Linked DNA regions of Homo sapiens: all the other regions are linked to region 3. The links are chromatin contacts, found by Hi-C or POLR2A ChIA-PET in ENCODE. All regions are on one chromosome and are shown on one strand. Each heading gives the region's core, a stretch centred on a gene start or an enhancer-like site at or near the end of the contact. The rest is flanking DNA. Distances are from core to core; before and after follow the strand shown.

The links. Hi-C counts contacts between places; a loop is a spot of excess contacts on that map. ChIA-PET counts read pairs that join two places held with the same protein, here RNA polymerase II (POLR2A). Pooled maps may share reads with other maps.
Region 1: a map of B cell shows a loop between it and region 3 (8-fold over the local background). The contact joins the enhancer-like site here to the promoter of LHFPL2 in region 3. A Hi-C loop is called at or near these places in 5 of 168 maps with a recorded cell type or tissue (B cell, GM12878, HepG2 and 2 more), 37 of 37 single-sample maps with no recorded cell type and 10 of 50 pooled maps. POLR2A ChIA-PET finds 5 or more read pairs at or near these places in 7 of 52 experiments (AG04450, B cell, Caco-2 and 4 more).
Region 2: a loop to region 3 is called in a map of B cell, with 7 times the contacts of the local background. The contact joins the enhancer-like site here to the promoter of LHFPL2 in region 3. A Hi-C loop is called at or near these places in 4 of 168 maps with a recorded cell type or tissue (B cell, GM12878, HepG2 and 1 more), 34 of 37 single-sample maps with no recorded cell type and 7 of 50 pooled maps. POLR2A ChIA-PET finds 5 or more read pairs at or near these places in 7 of 52 experiments (AG04450, B cell, GM12878 and 4 more).

What each region holds. Positions count from the first base shown.
Region 1 is chr5:78,726,085-78,729,155 of GRCh38, forward strand. The region is part of intron 3 of LOC124900191 (a long non-coding RNA gene); the gene reads right to left. Among named protein-coding and RNA genes, the nearest start is that of LHFPL2, 79 kb to the left of the region's middle. RefSeq lists enhancers at 1,702-1,996, 1,962-2,071. Within about 2 kb of position 1,812, at least 4 of the 41 ENCODE cell types and tissues checked have a DNase peak (open chromatin) inside an H3K27ac peak, as active enhancers do; they include B cell, GM12878 and OCI-LY7, where a contact is called at or near this core.
Region 2 is chr5:78,759,104-78,762,062 of GRCh38, forward strand. The region is part of intron 3 of LOC124900191 (a long non-coding RNA gene); the gene reads right to left. Among named protein-coding and RNA genes, the nearest start is that of LHFPL2, 110 kb to the left of the region's middle. RefSeq lists enhancers at 1,311-1,440, 2,036-2,135. Within about 2 kb of position 1,393, at least 3 of the 41 ENCODE cell types and tissues checked have a DNase peak (open chromatin) inside an H3K27ac peak, as active enhancers do; they include B cell, where a contact is called at or near this core.
Region 3 is chr5:78,647,279-78,650,086 of GRCh38, forward strand. It overlaps LHFPL2 (LHFPL tetraspan subfamily member 2), which reads right to left and starts at 1,494. Exons shown (of 5, transcript NM_005779.3): 1 at 1,221-1,494. RefSeq lists silencers at 743-802, 1,093-2,032.

The DNA.
Region 1 (3,071 bases), core at 562-3,061, 79 kb after region 3:
ACTTGTGGGGATGGCTGTGGGATCGAGCATGGAAAGCAGAGATAGTCAGTGACAGTGTCCTTGTCAGAAGGTTCTGTGACCGTATGTATTTCCAGGGTTGACTCTGTATCTACATGGCATGATTTATGGGTGTCCTGAACATTCTTTTTTCTTTTTTTTGAGATGGAGTCTTGCTCTGTCACCCAGGCTACAGTGCAATGGTACAATTTCGGCTCATTGCAACCTCTGCCTCCCAGGTTCAGGTGATACTCCTGCTTCAGCCTCCCAAGTAGCTAGGACTACAGGTGTGTGCCACCTTGCCCAGCTAATTTTTGTATTTTTAGTAGAGACGGGGTTTCACCATGTTGGCCAGGCTGGTCTTGAACTCCTGACCTCAGGTGATACACCCACCTTGGCCTCCCAAAGTGCTGGGATTACAGATGTGAGCTACCGTGCCTGGCCAATGGTGTCCTGAACATTCTGCCTCCACATCAACAATCTTGATCATGGCTGTAGCCACGGGGCCCAGGACGGGGCCTGGCACATTGCAGGCACTCAGTAAATGTTTGTTGCAATGAATGAATGAACCAACCTGGCTGCAGTGGCTGCTCCTTTGCTCTCCACTTTTAGAGACTATGGACCAGCAGACATGCTGGACTTTGACCAGGGCCTGGTGGGAAGTGCTGAGAACTGCTGGCTTCTTATTTCACAGAATTATCCATTTTCTGTTGTTTCTTGGGAGGGCCCTTGGTCTTAGCTTTCACACAGTGGTATGTAGAATGAACTGGGAGACAGCCAATTTAGGCTTTTTCATCTACCAAACAAACCAAATCCATAACATTTGATTTGATGGATGGAATCCCCGGTGGATGATTTCACTCAGCCCTTTAAACAATGGAATGAGACCACTGGCCTCCTGCAGACTTTCTCTTGATGGGGGGTGAGGGAGGAGTGGTGGTCTGGAATGGGGAGATAAGTGGTAAAGGATGGAGGCTGGGTGCAGTGGCTCACGCTTGTAATCCCAGCACTTTGGGAGGCCAGGGTGGGCAGATCACGAGGTCAGGAGATAGAGACCATCCTGGCTAACTTGGTGAAACCCTGTCTCTACTAAAAATACAAAAATTAGCCAGGTGTGGTGGTGCACACCTGTAGTTCCAGCTACTCGGGAGGCTGAGGCAGGAGAATCACTTGAACCCGGGAGGTGGAGGTTGCAGTGAGCCAAGATTGCACCACTGCACTCCAGCCTGGGTGACAGAGCAAGACTCCATCTCAAAAAAGAAAACAAAAACAAAAACAAACTTGGCCGGGTGTGGTGGCTCACGCCTGTAATCCCAGCACTGTGGGAGGCTGCGGCAGGTGGATCACTTGAGGTCAGGAGTTCGAGAGCAGCCTAGCCAATGTGGCGAAACCCTGTCTCTACCAAAAATGTAAAAAATTAGCTGAGTGTCGTGGCGGGCTCCTGTAATCCCAGCTACTCGGGAGGCTGAGGCAGGAGAATTGCTTGAACCTGAGAGGCGGAGGTTGCAGTGAGCCGAGATTGAGCCCCTGCACTCCAACCTGGGTGACAGAGTGAGACTCCATCTCAAAAACAAACAAACAAACAAACAAACAAACAAAAAACCCTCTACAAAATGGCATTTTAGGACTTTATAATATTAATATTTTTGGCTGCTTTAATGAGTATGAGTAGCTGTTCCATAAGCAGATACTATGTCACATAGGGTAGATTTCAAGCCACTGCTTTAGAAGATGGTATGCTTGAATTGATTGTACACCTGAGGACTGAAGTTGAAACCACCAGCTAGAAGTGAATGCTTTTTGCTTTGTCATGGGCCAGTGGACTTTGCCTGGGAATCTCCCCTGAGCTGAGGCCAGCAAAGGTTGCACTCTGAAAGAGTATGAAAGGGTGGCGATATGTCTCATTGGTGAACCAGGTAATGGAAAATGCCTCTCCTCATCCTGCACAAGAATGCCAAACATCAGCCACAGTGCTCCCTTTTCTTTTGTACCAGTGTGGTTTATAGAAACTGGACAGTATCAGTGGACATTTTCTCTGGGCTTTTAAGGGGAACACATTGTATCTTGAGGCATTTCATCTGCAGAACCTGTACTTAGAACAAAGAAAAACTTCTGCGTGCTCGGTAAACAAAAGATGCCCAGTTTCCCTTCCCCATATTGCCAGCTGCCATGACACACAGTTTGGCCTCAGCCCACTCAACCACAGGTGAATTTGACCACAACCATACACCCTCGCAACCTACCAACTACAGTGACCTAGAGATAGCACTTTCTAAATGTAAAATGTCATTAATATGAGTGTTTATTGTCTAGCAATAAAGTTATGCCTATCATCAAAGTATCCAGGATCCAGAGGGAATGGAATAGGGCAGTAATTTTGAATCTGGTTGTGATAAAAGCCCAAAGCTAGACAGGCAAGAGGAGCGTAAGTGGCATGGCTTTAGCCTGCGTACTCTCAGGGTCTTATCTGCTGTCAGCCAGGTAGGAGCCTGTGGCTTTAATTCTACCTCCCCAACTTCCCACCTCACCCCCAGAACTAAACTGCCATCGGTCTCATATACCCTCCTCTGTCCCCAGTGACTGAAGTCACCTCCAACCAGGCTGTGACTACCAGCCTTCCTTTTTCCCTTCATGATTTTTCCAAGTGAAGGGACTAAATGAAAATATAAAGCAAGTCTTGTGATTTTTCTGAGGCTACATAAACTACCTGCCTCATTCCAGTGAGCTCTGCAGGGGTGTAACCTCCATTTTAACAAGGTTATGATATACTAACCCTCACCCCATCACCCCACAATTCTCTTCTCTCACCATGGACTAAATATTTTTCTTTGTTCCCCCAAAGGAAGCTTACTCCGTAAAGATTTCTGAAAAAAAAAAAATTTTTTTTAAAGGAAAATGTGCCAGGGCAGAGATGGAGGAGGTGGTAGGGCAGGCTGGGAGGGTGGGGTAGGGAGGTCCACAGGCCTCCCTGTTCACATCACACAGAACGTCCCTTAGAAAAACCCTCTAGAGGCCAGGCACAATGGCACATGCCTGTAATCTCAGCACTTTGGGAGGCTGAGGCGGGTGGATGG
Region 2 (2,959 bases), core at 143-2,642, 110 kb after region 3:
TCTACCAAAAATACAAAAATTAGCTGGGTGTGGTGGCACGAGCCTGTAGTCTCAGCTACTTGGGAGGCTGAGGCAGGAGAATTGCTTGAATCCAGGGGGCAGAGATTGCAGTGAGCCAAGATCGTGCCACTGCACTCCAGCCTGGGAGACAGAGTGAGACTCCGTCTCAAAATAAATAAATAAATAAATAAATAAATAAATAAATAAATAAATAAATAAATGAATGTAAGAGGATAACTGATCAAGTGTTCTCTACACAAATCACCACCAGTTGAACCCCCATTAAGGCAGGTAATAGTCCTTGGCTATAGACAAGAGTTGGTACCATGCGCCTAATGTAGGTCTGGATTTGGTTAACATCCTTTTGTGCAACAGGTCAGAGAAGGACTGATAACCAGAACACTGGCAGGCTGTGCTGGAACTGCTTGTTGCTGGATGGCAGGGACATTTGAGGCACAGAGATAAGAAGGGAAAGAACCAACTGTTGCGCGGATTCCCTCAATGGCAGCAGCTGTGTCTTAGTCTGTTTGTGCTGCTAGAACAACATACCTGAGACTGGGTAATTTATAAAGAACAGAAATGTATTTTCACAGTTTTGGAGGTTGAATGTTCAAAATCTAGATGCCAGCAGGTTCGGTGTCTGGTGAGGCCCAGTCTCTGCTTCCAAGACATTGACTTGTCGCTTTGTCCTTTGAAGGAAACGCACTCTGTGTCCTCACATGGCAAATAAATGGAAGGGCGAAAAGGGCCAAGCTAGTTCCCTCCAGCATTTGAATAATGCGCTAGTCTCATTTACGCGGGCAGAGCCCTCCTCCTGGCTCATCACGTCCTAAATGTCCCTCTCTTAATACTGTTGCATTGGGGATTAAGCTTCAACATGAATTTTAGGGGAAGAAAAACACTGAATGCATAGCAAGCTGTAAGAGAGACTTATGAGTTGTCTTGGGCCAATGTCTGGGAAAGGATTAGTTTGAGGGAGTTCCAGTATTGTAGAGCTACAGGAGGAAAAAGTGCCAGGTCAGGGTAGCTGAGAACAATGGAGAAATTGGGGGATAACCTAGATTTGGAACTGGAAGACCCACTTGGATTGTTGTGAGGATTAAATGAGATCTTTATACAAATAATTTGAAGCCACAAAATTGTTTTTTGTTGATGCGTCATTCACCATTTTCCTCATTCACGAGGAAGGCAACAAGCATTAATTTTTCTGGCCCTCCATTAAGAACCTGTCTACATCCTCACCTAGCTCCTGAGCGCCTTGCTTTTTCCATAGCTTAGTGAAAGCCTGCTCCTGTCCTCACCCTAGGCTAATTCCCCCACCTGTGCAACACCTGTGCTCTTCTAGGGCCATCCCTTCCTACTTTGTGAGTTCTTGTTCCGTCAGTTATGCCTCATTTGTTCACATTCTCAGCCTCTCCTTTCCTCTTCCTCATTATCATTCAAACATGCTCTACTATCACCCAACTTAAAAAAAGAGCAACTTCCTCCTTTATGGCACTATGTCCCTATAGGTACTTCCTTTTCTGCATTCAATTTCCTCTTCACAGTCAGCCTTCTGGAAAGGGCGGTCTCTACTCACTACCTGAAATTGCTTAGTCCCTTCCTACTTGAGCTCACTTCAGCTTGGCTCCTGAATCCATCGCTGCACTGGAACTGGTTTTGTCAAAGTGACCAGTGACCACCCCTCACCAAATCCAATGGGCACTTTTTCATTCTTCTATTAATCAATGTTTTCTAAACCTCTTACTCAGCTTCTATGGGAACTTTCTCTCCTATTTTTCTCCCACTTTTCCAACTGTTCTGTCTCATTTATCCTCTGCCATCCACTTCTCAAACATTGGGGATTCCTCTTGGCCTCTAGGGGCACTGCTGTTTCTTCAGCTCTTAGGAGAAAGCTGGTTGGCACACAGTTGGTTCACAGTCAAGGACCTTTCTTGAGCCAAAGGGCTTGGAGTTGGTGCTTTCTTCCTCTTGGACCTGGCTTTGGGGGTTCAGCTCTCCCCAGGTGAGTGGTCTAGTGAACCAGCCTGGGGCTGCCCCTACTGGGAAAGAACCTGTCCTAAAGGTGCAGTTTCCACCAGCAATGCTCCAGCCACCAGAACAAACCCCAATTTATTTCCTCATCCTTATCCTTTTTTCGGCCATGCCATTTCTAGAGCTCACCTTGCCTCTTTAAGGGATAAAACAGAGCTGAGATTTGCATCTGGGCCTATGAGGACAGGGAATAGGTGGCCACTCAGTTTGCTGGATCTGTCTCAGATCTGTCTATTACCGGCCAGAGTGGCTCCTTTAGTTAAACCCGGAGCCCCACGGATAAGTCTCCGCACTGAGGTCAGGGGCTAAAGCCCTAAAACATCCATTCCTTGGGGGCTTCCTTTGCCTGGTTGCATTCTTTACAAAGTTATCTTCCCCAGGATCCTACAACTGTTTATGTGTTGAGGTTCTTGGAGCAGGCATTCACAAAGGCAACCTATCTGACCAACTGGTATCCACAGCCTCTTTTTTTCTACACATACTTGTTCTTTTTTGTTTTTTTTTTTTTGAGATGGAGTCTTACTGTATCACCCAGTCTGGAGTGCAGTGGCACAATCTCGGCTCACTACAACCTCTGCCTCCAGGGTTCAAGCAATTCTCCTGCCTCAGCCTCCTGAAGAGCTGGGATTACAGGTGCCTGCCACCATGCCTGGCTAATTTTTTTTGTTGTTGTTTGTTATTTTTAGTAGAGACGGGGTTTCACCATGTTGGCCAGGCTGGTCTTAAACTCCCGACCTCAAGCGATCCACCTGCCTTGGCCTCCCAAAGTGCTGGGATTACAGGAGTGAGCCACCGCTCACCCGGCCTTTTTTTCTACACATATTTGTTCTGAGATATCTGATCAAACACTAGGGCTCCAAATACTGCACGTGGCTGGTAGTACAATCTCTAGAACAAGAACAGGGCCTCTGACCTCCAGGCCACA
Region 3 (2,808 bases), core at 244-2,743:
TAGGAAAGAATCAGGAATACCAGCAAAAGTCAACATCAAAGAAGTCAGTATCTGATCCTCTCTTAAACCTAGCAGGAGTGGAGCTCTCTGGCCAAGGGGTAAGGCAAAAGCAATGTGCAGGTTATAAATGTCCCTTCAAGCTCAGTTACTCCGGTTTACCTCTCTGGGGTGAGCCTCTAACAGCTCTGGCTCGCCGGAATCTTTCCTCCCTCGGCTCCAGCACACACTTTCCATAGCGGCCGCGTTGCAATTTCAAAGAGTTCTCCTTTCCACGTAGGTCACCCACCGATGGTAACCTACATGCACAAACACACTCGCACAATCACAACAGAGAAAATGGGACATACAGGAAATGGCCCGGGTGGAGGCGAGGACGGGGGTGGGGATAGGACTTTGTCTTTACTCTGGTGTTGCTCCCATTGAAACAAGCACATGGACTTTCATGGAACTCATGACCATCCTGAAATAACAGAAAAGTCGAACGGGATTGAAGAAAATCCTTTGCTTTTCTAAGTTCGAAGAACACTGGGCCGCTGAATGGAAGGGAAAAGAAAAAAAAAAACTGTGTGCCTAAAAACATCCAGAAACACACGCAGAGTCTCCCCAGTCCTTTGCCCAGCCCGTGGGCTCAAGCCGCCCATCCCAGATGCGGTCTTCCCCACTCCACGCCCACCTCTTCCAGCCCGCACCCCAAATCACTGAGCTGCCCACAAAAATGCAGTCCAGATTTGAGAAGCAGCTGACGTCTGTGGCCAGAGTGACCCACACGCCACGGACCAGGGACAGCAGGGGCGACCACGGGGCGGCCCCCAGGGAGCGGTGCCAGGCGCGCTGGAACCCGGCGCCCAGCTGCGCCTGGGACCCACGCGCCGCCGTCCGAAGCCCGCCAGCGACGCCCAGAGAGCAGGGCTCGCGCCGGCTTCCCGAGGAGACGCTGTTCCCGGCACAACTTTTTTCCACTTCTGCGGCCGCCGGCGGCGCTGAGAAGCAGCTGTTCCCTTCCCATTCCCAGCACCCAACGCCCATCCCGCAGCACCTCCGACCGCTCGGCGCGGTCTCCCAGGGCGCCGAAGCGAAGTTCCCGCGCCAGCCGCGGCTCAAGCAGCCAGGGCTCGGCCGGCCGCAACGGCTCCCCATGCGCCCGCGCGGGGCGCCCACCTGGCCGGGCCCACCGGCTCTCCCCTCCCGCAGCGCGCGCGGGCCCGACGCCTGCCACTCACCCGGCCCCAGCTCGGCGTCTCCGGCTCCGAGCCCGCAGCCTTCCCCAAGTCAGGGCTTTCAGTGACGCCTCCTCGCAGCCACCTCGCTCTTGCCCCCGCTGGCCGCGCCTGGAAGAAGGAGGCGGGAGGAGAGCGAGAGGAGAGCGGGAGGAGGCGGCGGGAGAGGGGGGCAACGCAAGGGAGGGGAGAGGGTCCGCGGCGCGGGGGAGGAGGCAGCGAGGCGAGAGAGCGCCAAGCTCGGCGGCCGCCCGGGCTAGCACTCGGGGAGAGGGAGGAGGAGGAGGGGCGGGGGCAGCGAGAGAAAGAGGCGGCCGAGCCGCCCTGCCCAGGCCCCGGCCCCGCGCCGCTGCCCAGTCACCATCGCCGCCTCCGTCCCGCGAGCGGGCCGGGCGTCCGGGGGAGGGGTCGGGCTCGGGGCTCCCGGCGCGGCGCGCGGGGCGGGACGGGGGCGGCGGGCGGGCGGACCAGGCCCGGCCTCCGGAGGGGAGTGTCCTGCGGGTCCGGGAGGGAGTCGGCGACAGGGGATCCCCGAGAGGGGGTGTGGGGGCCTGGGAACCGGTCCCTGAGCCCGCCGGGCAGCGGCGGCGGCGTCTCCCGGGGTCCTGCGAGGTTCCTCCGGGCCGCACCGGGGAAGCTCCCGGAGCAGCTTCGAGCAGCCCTGCCGGGAGGGCCGGAGGCGGAGAGCGGCGCTGACGGAGCCGGGGGAGAGAGGCCAGGCTGCTCCGGCGGAGAGCGGGCCCCGGGGCGCTAGGAGCAGTTCCCCCAGACCCGGGCCCAAGCGGAAAGAACGGCCGTCTGGTGACCCCGGAGAGTCCGAAACGGGAAAGGGGCCAAGGGGCGCCTGGACCCCCATCCTCGCCGCCCTCTTCCGGAGAGGAGGCTCCGGACATAAGTTCCCGTGCCCTCTGAATATCTAGGTGTGGAAACTCAATTCCAACAGTCACAAAGATTATTCCTAAATAGAATGCTTGGTGTCCTCAGCTTCCCTGCCCTCAAAATTACGGTTTCAGGATGATTTTCGGAGGCGCTTTAGGAACAGCCTGAAAAGGCATTCTTGTCCAGAGAGGGGATGCTTTAACTCCCCAGCTCCGCCCCCAGGGCTGGGAGCAAAGAACAGAGTTAAATGGCCATGAATTCAGGTGCCAGTATTGTTTGTGATTGAACTGTTAGGACGTGGCACCTCTCTAGGCAAACCCATCTTGTATTCCACCCCTCGCCACCCCCCCGCCCCCCGCCCAGTCAAATGCTCCCATTCCCAGTTTCTCAGCCCCTTGTCTGGGACACCTCTATCCACCAGTCGCCCAGATTCAGATTAGCAGTCAATTTTGGGCCTCGCTCCTCCACTCCCGGTAGCCAGTCCCATTAGTTCTTCATTTTTAATGCCTTTCCAGGTGCCATGTCCTTTCAAGCCCACTGCCGCCTTTCTGGTTCTCGCTATCTGGCACTGGATGGCGTGAGCGGCCTCCTACCGGTTCTCTGCTGGGGTCCTCTCTACACTTGCATCCATATGCGCAGGCCTACAGGTGAATGGCTCTAGAATACCCCTCAGGCAGGCCACTTCCTGTTCTAGAAGCTTTCTGAGGCACTT